Linked DNA regions of Homo sapiens: region 2 is linked to region 1. A link is an interaction called in ENCODE POLR2A ChIA-PET data of the cell type or tissue named here. Cell type or tissue: MCF 10A. All regions are shown on one strand.

Region 1 (2,500 bases):
GCTAGCACAGCCTCCTCCTTCCTACGCCTCCACCTGACCTGTTCCTATAACTATGAGATTGCCCCTTACAGCCACCCAGTGGTGGACGCTCCAAGGCAGGCAAGAGGAGCAGCCTACTTTCCCTAGCACACACCAGCCTGAAGAGCTGTGCTAGTGGTGGAGTGAGGAAAGAACCCTGGCCCCAGAGGTAAAAGACCTCACTGAAGTGTGACCTTGGTCAGATCACTGAGCCCTGCAGTCCTCTTTGTTGTCTATAACCCCTGGGGTACTGTATTGCTTGCAGCACCTCACTTGATTATTGGGTTGTTAGAGAGAGGCAGTGTGTGTAGAGGTGCCTTATTATTATTATTTTTAATGTTAGATACTCTGCAAATGATGGACATTCAAAATAATTAGCAATGCTGCATTATTTCTTGAAGTGTGGCCAACCATCCACAGCCTGGGCTAGAAAGCAGAAATGGGGATGTTGATTGTGATGAGGGTCCCAAACTGTACTGGGGAGAAGATAGATGGAAGCAAAGAAACTCTATACACAGAGAATTTCAAAGAGTTAGTACCAAAAAAAGACTGTAAAATATCTTAATAACTTTTGTATTGACCATGCATTGAAATGACACTTCAGATATTTTGGATTAAATATTAAATATTATTAAAATTAATTTTGCATGTTTCTACTTTTAAATGTAGCTACTTTATTTTTTTTAACATAGTAGAAAATGTACAGCGTATTTTACTTTAGACCAGCTACATTGCAAGTGCTCACTAGTCACATGTGGCTGTCATTGGACAACACAGCTGTAGCCATGTACCAATTGCATTCTGTACGTGCCATTGGGCTTCGAGACTTTTTCCTCCTTCTCCTTGGAGTAGCCTCAACTCTATCGGGGAATCCACGTTGGGCACCAGATATCGGGGAATCTGCCCCGATATTCACGTAGGTTCTTTTCTATTTTCCTTAAGTGCCGGCCAGCTTGAGAAATAAAGGGACAGAGTACAAAAGAGAGAAATTTTAAAGTTGGGCGTCCGGGGGAGACATCACATGTTGGTAGGTTCCGTGATGCCCCACAAGCCGCAAAAACCAGCAAGTTTTTATTAGGGAGTTTCAAAAGGGGAGGGAGTGTGCAAATAGGTGTGGGTCACAGACATCAAGTACTTTACAAGGTAATAGAATATCACAAGGCAAAGGGAGGCAGGGCGAGATCACAGGACCACAGGACCGGGGCGAAATTAAAATTGCTACTGAAGTTTCAGGCACCACTGTCATTGAGAACATCTTATCAGGAGACAGGGTTTTGAGATCAACCAGTCTGACCAAAATTTATTAGGTGGGAATTTCCTCTTCCTGATAATCCTGACAGTGTTCTGGAACTAGATAGGGGTGATAGTTGTGAAACACTGTGAAAGTACCACAGTGTCACTAGTGGTAAATTTTTGCTACATGTCATGAATGATTGGATGGATGGATACATGGATTGTGCAAAAACGTACTGCCTGAGGTTTTGTCAGTGCAATGAGACCAGCAATCAATTCCTCATTGCCACCTGGGGGGTGACATGCACTGGTCTTCCCTACATTATGATGACCCAAGAGCTTCAGCCTCATGTTGCTGACCCTCCTTTCTGTATCCTCATGGCTCATTGAGAGAAGCGAAGGAGCTGTCTGAGGATGTTGTGATACGTTCCAAGTTGTCGGTAACACACTTAGAGGTGATATCTCCTGGCAGCTGCAGAGAAAGCCAGTTCAGTCAGTTTGGGGTTATTAGGGAGGAAGGGGAAAAATGGTGAGAATGTGCTCTAGGAAAGTGGGGTTCTCAGACATGGAAAACCAAATATGTCATGTTCTCACTTCTAAGTAGGAGCTAAGCTATGAGGACATAAAGGCATAGAGTGATATAACGAACTTTGGCAACTGGAGTGTGGGGACATTGGGAGGTGGGTGAGGGATAAAGGACTACATATTGGGTAGAATGTACACTGCTTGGGTGATGGGTGCACTAAAATCTCAGACACCACCACTAAAGAGCTAATCCAAAAAACACCTGTACCCCAAAAACTATCAAAAGTTTTTATTTTGGACAATAGCGTCCTAAGATACCTCGACAAAGAAAAATCAGAGAAGGTCTTTTGCAAGCAAACCTTATTAGAAATACTTTTTAATGGTTGAGATTAAAAACATATTTCCTAAATGATCCTCCCAGGAAACTCTGAAGTTCTTGAGGACAAAGACCTTGGCTATCTTGCTAATGTTGTCTCCCTGAACCTTGCATGGGTCCAGGCACTGAGTAGGCACTCAGTAAACACAGAGTATTGACTCAGATCCTGAATATTGAAATAATTGATTATTGAATCAGATAATTTTCCAAACAAAATGAATACCACCCTGTGCTTCTTGTTTGTTTTCTCCCATCACCCATTTCTGGGGAGTTTTTCAGGTTTCGCAGGTAGACCTAGGACTAGGAACATTGCTAAAGGTCATTGACCAAAGACAGAACTTCAGTCAG
Region 2 (2,500 bases), 160 kb before region 1:
CAGAAGAAAGAGGACAGTGTCTTAGGCTTTTTCTTCTTGAGGGTGTTGACCTAACCGCAGATCATTAACAATAGGGTAAATAGCATACAGTGAAAAATATGAAGTGAAAATCCACAAGGGGTCCAGTGTGGCTTCTAAAATGCTTTGCCAGTGGAAATCTTGCACTAGTTCTCAGTCATTCTTAAAACACAGTTACAGGAGAAACAGATGAGTTTGCCTTCCTTTGTCTATAAACCAACAGATTTAAGGAGCCTACTCACCCAATGTGGTGGTTAGTAAGATTAAACACATATAAATCATACACACCAATGCCTAACTTTTGATATCCTGCATTTTAAGTTATTGCAAGTGTTCTGAATGGTGTGTGGAAAATTTTCTCTCTGTTGACGGATGCCAGGCACCTTTAAATATAGAAGTATCCTCCTAGAAGGAATAAATTAATAAAATGAGGCACATCAAAGGTAGGTTTTATGTATTTTATTGAAGTAAACATGTTCATCAGCTCTGAGAAAGAACTGTGGCATAAGAAAAAGGGCTTGAGCACCCAAGATTTTCAACCATTTCTAGGAAAACCAGAAGTATTGTGCTCACTTATGGTGACTGAACAGACTATTCAGGTTTTATGATTATTAATAAGGTTTTGAACTAAAGAACTTTTCTTATAGATTAAAAAGGAAAAGAACCTCAATTTCAGTTCCCTCTATTTTGGAAAGGACAAAGCTCTTCACACAGATCTTAAAAGAAGCAGAAATGGAAGGGAAACCAGGAACATTCTAGAAAATAAGTCTTTCATTAATTTGGACTCTTTACAGCAGAAGAAACATAAGATAAGGCCATCTTTGTGATCCCTATATGCTCTGTTTACAGATCTGATACTCACATATCACCCTTTGCAACACTTCTAACAAACGGAATACCCTGGAAGTGACAAGATGTGGCTCTCTGTGTGGAACACTTACTCTGGGGAAAGCCAGCTGCCTTATGAGGTGACTCAGGTACCCTTACAGAGAGGGCTTTATGGTGAAGGGCTAAGGCTTCCAGCCAGCAGCTATGTGAGGGCACCATCTTGGAAGCAGATCTTTCAGCCTCAGTCCAGCCTTCAGATGACTCTGCAACTCCAGCCATCAGCTTGAGTGGCCCTGAGCAAGAACCAACCAGCTTAAATGGCTCCCAAGTTCCTGGCCTATAGAAACAAAGATAAGAAGGTTTGTTTCAAGCCTGTAAGTTTTAAGGCTTACATAGCAATAGATAACTGATAAACGGTATAATAATAGTAAAAAACTACAAACACGTATTGAGTTTACCGAAATATAATCTCCTGGTAGAAAGGAATCATGTCTATTTATCTTGCCATTGGCACCTCAGGGCTTGGCACAAAGCCAGTGCTTAATACATATGTGGTGATTCAGTAAAAGTGTAAGACCTTAGTCACATGGCTGATATATTACGTACTTTACACATATTTCCTAATTTAATTCTCCCAGCTACTCTATGAAATATATTTATTATCCTTATTTACAATCTGAGGCTTTGCAAGATTATATAACTAGATTCCTGAATCTCTGACTCCAGACCCACGGACAGGGTCTAGTCATGCTGATGTATGTTTTTGCACTTGCTGTGCAATCAGCTGGAGACACGGTATCCCTGCAGCTCTCGAGACTTAGAACTCTGACCATGGAACCAAAATGTGTCAACACTCCTGTGGAGACTGTAGCCAGCTTATGCTTCTGCGGGAAAGCAGAAGGAGCTCAGCTAGTTAGGATGGGAAGATACAAGTCAGCTTCTAGAGGGGAAGGATGGGCAGGACCTGCACAAGGTAAATAGAAACAAGCTAGTGTCCCTCTCAGCAGATCCTCCCTCCCTCTAGGTGGCTTCACACAAGTCTCGTCTCTGCCATTGGCAGCAACCTTTTAGGCTGGTTCAAAACCAAAGAAACAAAGTGCCCAGGTCTGTGCAGGTTTCACAAGACATCACCTGGATTCTCCAAACACAGCACACTCTGGGGATTAAGTTCTTGGATCCAAGACCCTGGATCACATTCCTGACCCCTCACTAAGCCCTGAGGGAAAAATGTTGAGTTGTTGAAAATGAGGTTAAAAGGGATTGAACTACCAAATCCAATCAACATTCAACATATACTGAACACTAACCACACTTTTGAGTAACTAAATATGTAGTTTGTTGGTGGTAAACTGGTTTATTGTTTTAAAACATAAAAATCTGGAGTATTGATAAAATTTATTAAGAGCATGAAGGTTTCCTTTTGTGCTGTTTTAGGGCTTTTAGCTTCATTTCATAAAATATTGTGGCTCTAGGATGAGATAAAATTAAACTTGGAAATAATCTTACCAGTATTTGCCCTTACAATTCTATCTAGTCCTACATTGAGGATGGCTATTTTTTTCTGAAAATTAAGTTTTAAATAGAGTTCCAGAAGCCAGTATGCCCCATGAGAGAATCTCAAGGTAATGTATCTTAATTTCCCCCAATAAACAGC

The links. Peaks named below come from ENCODE experiments on the same cell type or tissue, not always from the same donor. Only the 100,000 strongest peaks of a DNase experiment are listed, where the experiment ranks them.
Region 2: POLR2A ChIA-PET joins it to region 1 with 6 read pairs; 2 of 35 experiments call an interaction of 5 or more read pairs at or near these places.

The regions. Positions count from the first base shown.
Region 1 is chr15:91,975,693-91,978,192 of GRCh38, forward strand. All of the region lies in intron 2 of SLCO3A1 (solute carrier organic anion transporter family member 3A1), which reads left to right. Among named protein-coding and RNA genes, the nearest start is that of SLCO3A1, 120 kb to the left of the region's middle. In MCF 10A, no CTCF peak of the experiment used is centred here; no DNase peak of the experiment used is centred here.
Region 2 is chr15:91,820,274-91,822,773 of GRCh38, forward strand. No RefSeq gene overlaps it. Among named protein-coding and RNA genes, the nearest start is that of SLCO3A1, 32 kb to the right of the region's middle. In MCF 10A, no CTCF peak of the experiment used is centred here; a DNase peak (open chromatin) is centred at 1,378.